2 separate regions of the Homo sapiens genome follow, and region 1 is linked to region 2. Evidence: chromatin contacts called from ENCODE Hi-C or POLR2A ChIA-PET data. All regions are on one chromosome and are shown on one strand. The core of a region is the stretch at or near the end of the contact, and the rest is flanking DNA. Distances in the headings are between cores, read along the strand shown. Region 1 holds the start of SPATA31G1 (SPATA31 subfamily G member 1). Region 2 has its middle 12 kb from the start of DNAJB5.

Region 1 (6,277 bases), core at 221-2,720, 40 kb after region 2:
AAATAGAAATTTAATACAGCATACATTATATTATTCTAAGCATATATATTTATTCATTTAATCCTTGTTAGAAATGCTTGTTCCCCAGTGCCGTGAAGAAATAGCACTTGAACATAAATTTAATTTCCTCAGCAAGGCTATTTTTACTTTCTGCAGAAACGGTACACTCACCAGCAGTTTTGCCATGAAGAGTACACCGAACAAAGGAGGCAGGGTCATTTATAGCCTGACGCATCCACCCTACTGCTGTGTCCGGTTTCCATTGGCTGGAACAGGACCTCGCTTTCTGTATTTGTCCTGATTGGCTAACAACTTAGAACTTTTTAAAAAGAGGCAAAGGCAGAGAACAAAGGAAGGAGGAAGTTAACTTGTGGAATGCTGAGAAAGGTAAAAACACCTTCAAATAAGGAAGAGGAACAGGCTATGACCTAATGCTTGCTTGGACCAATATAAGCATGCCAGGGCAAATATTTAGGCTAAATTGTGGAAGCTAAGAACATAAAGTAAATTGATTTATTACGGCTAGCAGATATTTAAGAATGTTAACAGAGGTCTTTGAATAAATTTTGCTTCTAAGAGATGTTACTATTTATTCCTAATAAGATGGAGAGGAAAGTCTTTGAAGAGGAACCTCTACTTTACTTTTTACATCCTCAAAACAACCCTGTGTAGTAAGTAATAATATTATTGTGCTGGGTAGAGTGGCCCATGCCTGTAATCCCAGCTACTCAGAGGCTGAGATGGAAGGCTCTCTTGAGCTCAGGAGGTCAAGACCAGCCGGGGCAATACAATGAGACCTTGCCTCTAAGAATAATATGCCAGGCAAGATGGTTCACGCCTATAATCCCACCACTTTGGGAGGCCAAGGCGGGAGGATCCCTAGAGCTCAGGAGTCGAGACCAGCCTGGGCAATATAGAGAGATCCTGTCTCTACAAAAATAAAAAATATAAAAATTAGCTGGGCACGGTGGCACATGCCTGTGGTCCCAGCTACTCAGGAGGCTGAGGCAGGAGGAGCACTTCAGCCCAGGAGGTTGAGGCTGCAGTGAGTCGTGATCACACCACTGCACTCCAGCCTGGGTGACACAGTGAGATTCTGTCTCAAAATAATAACAATAAATATCTATAAAATAAAGATAATGATATCTTTATTTTATAGATAAGAAAAATGAGGCACTGAAAAAATTAAGTAGTTTGAGTTTTCACAGGTAGGAAAATGACAGAGCTATGATTTGAATAAGGCAGTTCGGTGCTAGAATCCATGTACTTAACCACAATGCCTGAAGCATAATTCTGAACTGGGCAATCAAAAGGGGATCACCCACATTTCACTGTGTGAAGCATGAATTGCCTGATAGAGGAAATTTTTTTTGGTTCTAAATTCAGGGAGAAGGCTGTTAAGCCCAGGCCTCTGTGGGGGATGGGAGTTCTTTGTTCTGTGATGCAATGATGACCTCAGGGTAAACTGCCAGAAGGCTAAGGGAAATGGAATGGCTGCTGGAGGACCTGCTTGGGGCTAAGGGGGATATGGGGCTTCTCTGGGGCCAACTGACCCATGCCCTAGCCTGCAGACACTGCGGCAGCAGCTGCTTCCAGAGTCCAGGAAATCTGGTGACACTATTCTTATTCGTGGTTTGGCAGATTCAGAGATGGTGGCAGCTTGGGAGGTTGCGACAGCTTCATCCCTGGTGCTCTGGGAATATGGTGCAAGGCAAGGTGGGTGACCTGTGACTGTACAGCTGGATGAATGACTGCTGACACCACATGTGAGGTCATTGGTATGAATGTGGGCCCAGGTGAGTGACTATAAGCCCTAGATGTGAGGCTGGGTGAGTAACCACTGACACTAGATTTGAAGCCAGGTGAGTGACCATGGATTCTAGATGTAGAATGAGGGAATACTGATCTCCAAATGAGGACTGGGTAATGACCATTAACACTAGATGAGGAGCTGTGTAGGTGACTGGCCACACACGTGGGATTAGGTGAGTAACTGTCCACTCTGGATATGGAGCAGACTGAGTGCCTCATAGCAAACCTTGTGTATCTGAAAAGGCTTCATGCCTGAGAATATCTTTATCTACTTCCCAGGAACTACCACTTCTGCACCGTGTGGCCTTCCTTGATCACCTGTGTAAGCAGAAATCAGAAGTGGAGGAAGAAGGGGAAGAAGAGGAAGAGGGGGAAGACGAGGCATCTCTGGATCCACTGAAGCCATGTTCTCCTACCAAAGAAGCTCCCACTGGAGAGCAAGCCACTCCAGCCCCACCCCAGCCATCCTGTGGTTCTGAGGGCCTCCTCAAGGCTATAGGGATACCAGAGCAAACAGTCATGCAGCCCGTGAGCCCTTCCAGATCCTTCCCCATCTTCCAGATTCTGACCAGCTTTCCTGTGAGGCACAAGATAGCATCAGGGAACCGCCAGCAGCAGAGAAAAAGCCAGCTCTTCTGGGGTCTCCCCTCTCTGCACAGCGAGTCCTTGGAGGCCATCTTCCTGAGCTCAGGTGGCCCCTCTCCTCTGAAGTGGTCTGTTTGTTCTTCTGTCTTCTTCAACAAGCTTGCCTTCCTACCTAGGTCCAACCTGTTGCTTCCCCAGTATCACTCCTCAGCCCAGTTTTCTACCCATGGGGCCCATACTATGGAAGATCTAGAAGGGATGGCCCCCGATCCTCAGCTGCTTCCACCTCCATCTTCTCCTTCTGTCTCATCACTACTCCTCCATCTGAGGCCCTTCCCTGTGGACCACAAGGGAGTTTTATCTGGCGCTGAGGCACCCACACAGTCCCCTGGAACTAGCCCCCTGGAAGTTCTCCCTGGATATGAGACTCATTTGGAAACCACAGGACACAAAAAGATGCCCCAAGCTTTTGAGCCTCCGATGCCACCCCCCTGCCAATCCCCAGCTTCTCTGTCAGAACCCAGAAAAGTTAGCCCTGAAGGAGGACTTGCTATATCTAAGGACTTCTGGGGAACCGTGGGATACAGAGAGAAACCTCAGGCCTCTGAGTCTTCAATGCCAGTCCCTTGCCCTCCCCTAGACTCCCTGCCAGAACTCCAGAGAGAGAGTTCCCTGGAAGATCCATCCAGATATAAGCCCCAGTGGGAATGCAGAGAAAACTCAGGAAACCTCTGGGCTTTTGAGTCTCCAGTCTTGGACCTCAACCCAGAGCTCTCTGGAACCAGCCCTGAATGTGTCCCACCAGCATCTGAGACACCATGGAAGGGCATGCAAAGTAGAGAAAATATTTGGGTCCCTGCAGACCCAGTTTCACCTCCCAGCCTTCCCTCAGTCCCTCTCCTGGAGTCTCTAGTAATGGGCCCCCAGGGAGTCCTGTCTGAATCCAAAGCTTTGTGGGAGACCATGGGGCAGAAAGAGAACCTCTGGGCATCTGATTCCCCAGACCCTGTTCATAGCACACCTCCAACCACCCTTATGGAACCACACAGAATCAATCCTGGGGAATGCCTCGCTACATCAGAAGCTACATGGAAGGATACTGAGCATTCCAGGAATTCCTCGGCTTCTAGGTCTCCATCTCTGGCCCTCAGCCCACCCCCAGCTCTTGCACCGGAGCTGCTCAGAGTTAGATCCATGGGGGTCCTGTCTGATTCTGAAGCTAGATGTGGGGACATACAAAAGACAAAAAACTCCTGGGCCTCTAAGCACCCAGCTTGTAACTTACCCCAAGACCTGCATGGAGCCAGCCCTCTGGGAGTCTTGTCTGATTCTCAGTCTATTGTAGGGGAAATGGAGCAAAAAGAAAACTGTGTTCCTGTGTTCCCAGGTAGGGGCTCCAGCCCATCCTCAAACTCTGTTTCAAAGTCCCACGTAAGTGAGCCTATCGCAGACCAAAGCAACTATAAGCCTGACGGGGAGGCAGTGGAGCAAAGAAAGAACCACTGGGCCACTGAGCTCCCAGCCCCCAGCTCACTCTCTACTCCTCTACCAGAGCCACACATTGACCTTGAACTTGTGTGGAGAAATGTGCAACAAAGAGAAGTTCCCCAAGGCCCCAGCCCTCTGGCAGTGGATCCCCTACACCCAGTACCCCAGCCTCCCACCCTAGCTGAAGCTGTGAAGATTGAACGCACTCATCCTGGTCTACCCAAGGGAGTAACGTGCCCAGGGGTTAAGGCAGAGGCCCCACTCTCCCAGAGATGGACTGTCCCAGAGTTGCTCACCCATCCTGGGATCCATGCCTGGCAGTGGAGTAGAGAGCTGAAACTCAGGCTGAAGAAACTGCGGCAGAGCCCTGCCTCCAGAGCCCCTGGCCCAAGTCAATCATTTTGCAGCTCCCCTATTCTGAGCTCCACAATTCCAGACTTCTGGGGACTCCCTTCCTGCCCACCACAGCAGATTTATCCCCCCAATCCATGCCCCCACTCTTCAAGTTGTCATCCTCAAGAAGTTCAGCGCACAGTACCTCAGCCTGTCCAGTCCTCCCACTGTCATCACTTCCAATCCTCTTCCCAGCTTCAGCCACAGGAGTCTGGCAGGGCGGAACAAGGGTCTCAGAGAGGGGAGAAAATGAAGGGGAAGATGGTGAGCCAGGTCCCATCCCAAGGGCCATGTGTACACATGGAGGCTGGTGTGGACTATCTATCTCCAGGCCCAGGAGAACCCTCAAACTCTAAGGTTCTGGTCTCAGGCAAGAGAAAGGACAAGGCTTCAGCCTCATCCTCAGCCAAAAAGAGAGAGCACCCTAGGAAACCCAAAGCAGGAGACCATAGAAGAGGGACTGCAAGGTTGGGGTTATCCACAGTCACAGGGAAGAACCACCCTGCCCAGGCCAGAAGCCTAGTAGAGGCCCCTGTAAGCACATTTCCCCAAAGGTCTCAACACAGGGGCCAGAGCTCTCAACACACTGCTCTTCCCCAGCTGCTTCTCCCCAAAGCTTCGGGTCCCCAGGATCAGCCAGAGGCAGGGCGAAGAGCAAGTGACATCCTGACCCCTCGCCACTGTAAGCACTGTCCTTGGGCCCACATGGAGAAGTATCTCTCCTTCCCTACCCTCAAGGCTTCCCTTACCAGGGGTTTGCAAAAGGTGTTAGCCAAATGCCTGGATAACCATCGACCCCTACCCACCAAATCTAGTCAGTAGAGAAAAGGCTGGTAATACTAGCACTTGGTATGCCAAGACCTGAAGCCAAACCAGGGGGAAGGTGGGGATGTGGAGACAAGAAATGGAAATTCTAATAAACTAGCTGAATTAGATAAATCCCATTCATGTCTTCTTTGGAATCTAGGGTACTGAAAATGTCAATTCCCAATTCTGCTACAGCCATAGCCCCTCAGTTTCAAGTCCCAGTAGAGCACTCAGGATTCTGCAGGCTTAACTCTTTTGTGGATCTTCACAGATGATCACATCTGGAGTCCACACATCCCTACTCTATAGGGTGAGGCTACAGGGCCAGGTCAGCATAGCCCAAAGCCGCCCTTGAGAGGGAACGACTTCACAGCATGTGAACAAAAAACTACATCCATTCACACGAGCACAGGTCATCTGAGTCTAGGCAACTGTGCTTTGTCCTGGGTATTGTTCTCTTCTTCATCCACTTGACCTGTAAGTTCTCCACGTATCTTTCTGACCATTTCTTCTCAGCCCTCTGCTCTTTTCTCTCCCTGGGTCAGCTCATCCATCTCCAAGGCCATGAAAACAAGTGTCTTTTAATACGTCTAGTAACCGTCTGGATTTCTATAATCACCGGGTCATATCCTCTACCCATTTTCTAATGCACTATTTGTTGGACATTGTATTAGTCAATGTATTACAGTTTTCTACTGCTGCTGTAACAAATTACCACAAAACAAATTTATTTTGTCAGAAGTCTGACACGGAGCCTGGGTGCAGTGGCTCACATCTGTAATCCCAACACTTTGGGAGGCTGAGATGGGCTGATAGCATGAGCCCAGAAGTTTGAGACCAGCCTGGGCAACATGACAAAACCCTGTCTCTACAAAAAAAAAAAAACAAAAAAACCACAAAAATTAGCTGGGCATGGTGGTGCATGCCTATAGTCCCAGCTACTGGGCAAGGTGAGGTGGGAGGATCACCTGAACCAGAGAGGTCAAGGCTACAGTGAGCCACTGCACCACTACATGCCAGCCTGGGCAAAAGAGACCCTGTCTCCTCCCCGCAAAAAAAGTCTGACACATGTCTCACAGGGCTAAAATCAAGGGGTTGGCAGGCCTACATCCTTTTCTCTAGGCTCTGGGTAGGATTCACTCCTTGCCTTTCCCAGTTTCTAGAGGCTGCCCACATTCCTTGGTTACTGACC
Region 2 (6,576 bases), core at 1,735-4,234:
TACCGGCATGCACCACCACACCCGGCTAATTTTTGTATTTTTGGTAGAGACAGGGTTTCACCATGTTGCCCAGGCTGGTCTCAAACTCTTGACCTCAAGTGATCCGCCTGCCTTGGCCTCCCAAAGTGCTGGGATTACAAACATGAGCCACTGCTCCTGGCGAGGCTGAAGGACTTTCTGGCTGACTAGAAGAGCTACCCCCAAGTGTTTGGGCCCGGAGTGAGGAGAGTAGCACTCTTGTGCAGGATATTGATTTCACGGAGGATGGTGAGCGAGAAACCACTATCTGGGGGGGGATATCTGTGGTGACGAGGATTTATTTGACTGTAATGTGCTATGTACGATGAACGACTGAATGTACGATGAAAAGTACTGGTCGATATTCCTGTGGGAAGGTATGTTCTTTGGAAGTATGGAGTTGATGTATTATAATTAAGGTTTTATGGTTCTGGCTTATAAGCATGTTCTATGAACAATAGCTGTGAAAAGTGCTTTCATATGTGCTATGTACAGTTAAACACTTATAGTACTATATAATATTCATGGTGGCTAGCAGTAAAAGACAGAGCCTGGACATTGGAGAGGGTAGCCAGAGGTACCTGGCCTCCTTGGCCCACGCTGGTGAGGCCTGGCTATGGACACAGGCTCCCTGAGAAGCACTGAACACAGCTGCAAATCCTCAAATCTCAGTTATCTAGGGATGTCTGTCCTGGCCTCTGACCTGCCTGTGTCTACAGAGACAACTCTGGCCCTCAGGACCTGAGTGGTGGCTGCATGAGGGGGCACTTGTCCCTTTCCTGCGGTCTGGGTAGAAGGAGCCCTATAGTTGAAGAAATGCCCATCTGCGGGCTCTGCCTAGCCCTGGACATCCTCCTGGGGCTGACTTTGAGCATGAATCCCACATCTTCTCCAGGATCAGGCCCATGACAGTCATGCCCTCCTGAGTGCCAGTGTCCCCAGTACTATCCAGACAGCACTGCCTTTAGCTGGGCCAGGCTTAAGCTGACACTAATTGGCTTTTTTCCCCACAATAAAGACACTGAAAAAAACCTCCTCATCCTTTCACCTGAGGTACTTTTGTACCCCGTTCGAAAGGAGAAAATGTGCAGAAACCAGGGGGTCTTGCTTACAAGGGTATCTGCTAATCCCCTGGCCTGAGCAGGGAGATGCCCGCACCCTACATCCCCTACTCAATGCTCTCCTCCTTTGGGGCTCCTAGGGTAGCCTCTCTCTTGACTTGTGGCTAAATTCTTGTCCAGGATTTTTCCTGAGGCCTGAAGATTTGGGATTCTGGTCTGCTGGGCCAAACTGCTCCCTTTGGCCTCTGTGTAGACACACAAGACCTGGGAAATTATCATGTCCTGCTGAGCACACTCTGGGGATAGGATTTTTTTTTTTTTAGACAGAGTTCACTCTTGTTGCCCAGACTGGAGTGCAATGGCATGATCTCGGCTCATCGCAACCTCCGCCTCCCAGGTTCAAGCGATTCTCTGGCCTCAGCCTCCTAAGTAGCTGGGATTATAGGCGCCCACCATCACACCTGGCTAATTTTTGTATTTTTTAGTAGAGACGGGTTTTCACCATGTTGGCCAGGCTGGTCTTGAACTCCTGACCTCAGGTGACCCTTGGCCTCCCAAAGTGCTGGGATTACAGATGTGAGCCACCGCGCCCAGCCGGGAATAGGATTTTGAGAGCCTAGAAGCAAGGCTATCTGAGGCAAGGGACACTTCAATGAGAAAGTCCTAAGGCTGACTGCAACCTTACCTGCAATTTGAACCTTACCCTTCTTAGAGACTGCATGAGGAATTTCTGCTATTGTGATGCCTGTGTAACCATCCCTAGAGACAGGCATGCATGCACAGAGCTGTAGAAAAGTCAAGATAGTAAAAGAGCTGTGGGAGAGACTAGTTCAATCTGGTCCTGAGGGGTTGGGGTCTTTATCGGGTTTTCTCACATTGATAAGCCCTTGAATGTTTTTATAGTAGGGGTGTGTGTGTATGTGTGTGTGATTTTGTAATGACAGTACTATGACAATCATTTGCTCATCTTGTATGACAGTAATATCCCCTTAAGGCTTGGCCATCCTGGATCTTGGGCAACCAGTATTCTTGGTTGGGGAGTATTCCTTAGTCACCGGAGCTCCTTGACTACTCAGATAGGCATTTATCTCCTGGACATCTTCCTGTTGTGGCTTAGGAACTGAAGTCTCTTTGGACTTCCTACCTCCCTGTCTTCTTCGGCTCTTAAAGAAATACCTAATCTCCCATATCCTTTTCCTAAAGAAAAAACTCCAAGAAGATGCTATGCTCTGTGGTGAGCCCCTTCTGCCTCCAGACAATGCTCCTCCATGGCCAGAGTCTGTTGGGATACAACTCCACTCTCATCTGTTGGGTGTGTCCTGCCTTTGTCTAACTTGAAGTAACTCTGGACTGCCTCTCTTGGCCCTCAAATAGTCCCACTCTGACACGACTTGTCCATGGAGAGGGCAAAAGGAGCTAAAAAGTTTGTTTGCTCTCCTCCTTGAACTCAGGGTCCTCTGGACTTCCTTGCTCACAGTTGAGGAGGCAGGGAAAGGACTTCCAGGGTGGGGGTTGAATTTCTTGTGATCAGCTTATCTCCCGACCTGCCTGTTTGTTTCAAGGAACTAAGCAACCTCAATTTAGCCATCCCTGAAACATGGGTGGCTGAGGGATAAAGGTGGACTTGGGAAAGGAGCCATGATTGGGTCTCTATCACCTTAAGTTTTACAGATTCAGAGACTTTAAAGAGGTAAACTCTATCTCTGCCATGCTCAAAACCATACCACTTAGGCTTCTAGTGCCTGTGTAGCACCTGCATCAAGAAAGGAAAGCTTCCAAGAGGTATTTAGGCAGTGTTCCTGCACTGAGGGTGCCAAATTTCCAGTTTTCAAGTAGCTATAGGACTTCCCAGAAGGGAGCAATATATCACTGTCAGCAAGCTATGAACAACACACATATATAGGCCACCTGCCCAAGTGAACTTTCAGGGTGTTTTCCAGTTGCTTCCAGTCTAGGTTCTCTCTTGAATGCATTTATGTCATTTCCTGACCCATTCCTTGAGTGACTCAACAAGTCATTTTTTTTGGTCTCCTCTGATGAATCAGCCCCCAAAACCCCTACTGAGTAGCTTTCTGAACACCTTGATAGGTTACCTTTGGGACTCTTTCTCAGGCTATGCCTCAGACCCTTCCCTAGGTCATTCTGAAACTTGGCGGGGGGCCCCTCATATGGAAGCTTCTTGGGTGCCCAATCAATTCTTCCTTAGACCCTTGCTGCTTTGACCCATAAGTACCTTGAGGGCTGTAAGAATCTATGATTGTTCCTTAGCTGAGATGTGTCTGTTATTTGCCCTGAGGCTGCATCGGCACCAAAAGCTCTTGGATCCTCTAGGCCAGGACCCACTAGTGCTACATGAGCCTCTTTCAAAAGCAGTGCTCTAGTTGGTTCCAAATATTATTGCTTATAGGAAATTCTCTAGGAAGAATAGAAAATGGCACATAGTCCTGGGAGGCCAGGCTGTACTGAACAAGGTTGGGAGATGGAAGACAAAATTCTTCCTAAGATCTCTGAATTACAGAGTAAAAACTAGAAATTCTCAACAAATGTTGAGCTTCAATTGGGGTGACAGACTATACCTCATTCTGCGTCCTAGGAAAGGATACCCCAGAAGCCTTAATCTGGGGTGAAAAAGAAAGTAATAGGAGCAGGAATGAGGATTGAAGGTGGGCCCAAGGTAGGTGCTGGGATGAAACAGAGTTTGGGGCTGGGGGAGCAGTGGGGAACCTTTAGCCTGTATTTAAACCAGAAAGTGAAAGTGGGCATTAGAGATTCTACTGACTAAAACAAAGAGAGACTCCAGTGCAAAATAATCACCAGAAGTCAGGACAGTAGCCACCAGGGCCTCACTGTGCAGAGGTGAGACTCCAGGAGAGATGGTTCCATCCCCCAAGATTTTGGAATTTGGGAGCTGCTGAGGATGTGCAGCTGCTCTGGTTTGTCTTTGGTGCTCCACAGTGGTTGGGAGCCTATGTTGTCCTGTATGCCAGCAAGTGACTCTAAAATAGTTCCAGAAAAATTTATGTATATACCCCTCCAGCAAAGACTGGTAGACTCATTGGGTGCAATCACTTAATGAAACCTCTGTCTAGTCTTTGGCTAAGCTAGCCAAGCAGACACTTCAGTGGCCACACACAACAAAAAAAAATACACAATTTACACAATTAGTAAAGTCACGACACAAGCAAACAACAATGACAAATAGCAACAACAAAGCTTGGGGTCGGGGTGGGGAGTCTGATTTCCAGAAATGCCACATTATACTTGCCAGGCCTCTGAGCCCAAGCTAAGCCATCATATCCCCTGTGACCTGCATGTACACATCCAGATGGCCGGTTCCTGCCTTAACTGATGACATTCCACCACAAAAGAAATGAAAGTGGCCTGTTCCTGCCTTAACTGATGACATTATCTTGTGAAATTCCTTCTCCTGGCTCATCCTGGCTCAAAAGCTCCCCTACTGAGCACCTTGTGACCGCCCCCCCTGCCCGCCAGAGAACAACCCCCCTTTGACTGTAATTTTCCTTTACCTACCCAAATCTTATAAAACGGCCCCACCCCTATCTCCCTTGGCTGACTCTCTTTTCGGACTCAGCCCGCCTGCACCTAGGTGAAATAAACAGCCTTGTTGCTCACACAAAGCCTGTTTGGTGGTCTCTTCACACAGACGCGCATGAAATTTGGTGCTGTGACTCAGATTGGAGGACCTCCCTTGGGAGATCAATCCCCTGTCCTCCTGCTCTTTGCTCTGTGAAAAAGATCCACCTACGACCTCGGGTCCTCAGACCCACCAGCCCAAGGAACATCTCGCCAATTTTAAATCGGGTAAGCGGCCTCTTCTTACTCTCTTCTCCAACCTCTCTCACTATCCCTCAACCACTTTCTCCTTTCAATCTTGGCGCCACCCTTCAATCTCTCCCTCTCTTACTTTCAATTCCTTTCATTTTCTGGTAGAGACAAAGGAGACACATTTTATCCTTGGACCCAAAACTCTGGCGCCAGTCACGGACTAAGGAAGGCAGCCTTCCCTTGGTGTTTAATCATTGCAGGGACACCTCTCTGATTTTTCACCCATGTTTCAGAGGTGTCTGACCACATGGGGACACCTGCCTTGGTCCTTCACCCTTAGCAGCAAGTACTGCTTTTCTAGGGGGCAAGAACCCCCCAACCCCTTCTCTCCATGTCTCTACTCCTCTGCTTTTCTAGAGGGCAAGAACCCCCCCAACCCCTTCTCCTTCACCCTTAGCTGCAAGTACCACTTTTCTAGGGGGCAAGAACCCCCCAACCCCTTCTCTCCGTGTCTCTACCCCTTCTCTGCTTTTCTGGGGGCAAGAACCCCCGATCCCTTATTTCTGTGCCCCAACCTCTTATCTCTGTGCCCCATCCCTTATTTCCACGCCCTGACCCCTTATCTCTGAGCCCCGATCCCTTATTTCCATGCCCCGACCTCTTATCTCTGCGCCCCGATCCCTTATTTCCGCACCCCAACCTCTTATCTCTGTGCCCCGATCCCTTATTTCCACACCGCAATCCCTTATTTCCGCACCCTGACCTCTTATCTCTGCACCCCAACCCCTTATTTCTGTGCCCCGACCCCTTTCCTGCTTTTCTGGAGGGTAAGAACCCCCGAACCCCTTCCCTCCGTGTCTCTACTCTCTTTTCTCTGGGCTTGCTTCCTTCACTATGGGCAACCTTCCACCCTCCATTCCTCCTCCTTCTCCCTTAGCCTGTGTTCTTAAGAACTTAAAACCTCTTCAACTCTCACCTGACCTAAAATCTAAGCATCTTATTTTCTTCTGCAATGCTGCTTGACCCCAATACAAACTCAACAGTAGTTCCAAATAGCCAGAAAATGGCACTTTTAATTTTTCCATCCTACAAGATCTAAATAATTCTTGTCATAAATTAGGCAAATGGTCTGAGGTGCCTGACGTCCAGGCATTCTTTTACACATCGGTTCCTCCCTGGTCTCTGTTCCCAATGCAACCAGTCCCAAATCTTCCTTCTTTCCCTCCCACCTGTCCCCTCAGTCCCAACCCCAAGCATCACTGAGTCTTTCTAATCTTCCTTTTCTACAGACCCATCTGACCTCTCCCCTCCTCACCAGGCAGAGCCAGGTCCCAATTCTTCCTCAGCCTCTGCTCCCCCACCCTATAATCCTTTTATCACCTCCCCTCCTCACACCTTGTCCGGCTTACAGTTTCATTCCTCAACCAGCCTTCCCCCACCTGCCCAGCAATTTCCTCTTAAAAAGATGGCTGGATATAAAGGCATAGTCAAGGTTAACGCTCCTTTTTCTTTATCCGACCTCTCCCAAAATCAGTTAGCGTTTAGGCTCTTTTTCATCAAATATGAGAAACCCAGCCCAGTTCATGGCTCGTTTGGCAGCAACCCTGAGACGCTTTACAGCCCTAGACCCTGAAAGGTCAGAAGGCCATCTTATTCTCAATATGCATTTTATTTTATTACCCAATCTGCTCCCGACATTAAATAAAACTCC

What was found. A loop is a pair of places that touch in the nucleus more often than their neighbours do. ChIA-PET counts read pairs that join two places held with the same protein, here RNA polymerase II (POLR2A). Pooled maps may share reads with other maps.
Region 1: a map of endothelial cell of hepatic sinusoid shows a loop between it and region 2 (8-fold over the local background). The contact joins the promoter of SPATA31G1 here to the enhancer-like site in region 2. A Hi-C loop is called at or near these places in 13 of 168 maps with a recorded cell type or tissue (Caco-2, HL-60/S4, K562 and 9 more), 9 of 37 single-sample maps with no recorded cell type and 14 of 50 pooled maps. POLR2A ChIA-PET finds 5 or more read pairs at or near these places in 13 of 52 experiments (A673, B cell, CD4-positive, alpha-beta T cell and 9 more).

Annotation. Positions count from the first base shown.
Region 1 is chr9:35,040,770-35,047,046 of GRCh38, forward strand. SPATA31G1 (SPATA31 subfamily G member 1) reads left to right here and starts at 1,471. Exons shown (of 2, transcript NM_203299.4): 1 at 1,471-1,716; 2 at 2,092-5,217. The coding sequence starts at 1,486. The coding sequence ends at 5,100.
Region 2 is chr9:34,998,952-35,005,527 of GRCh38, forward strand. It overlaps the pseudogene LOC100420114. Among named protein-coding and RNA genes, the nearest start is that of DNAJB5, 12 kb to the left of the region's middle. RefSeq lists an enhancer at 4,373-4,873. Within about 2 kb of position 2,985, at least 3 of the 41 ENCODE cell types and tissues checked have a DNase peak (open chromatin) inside an H3K27ac peak, as active enhancers do.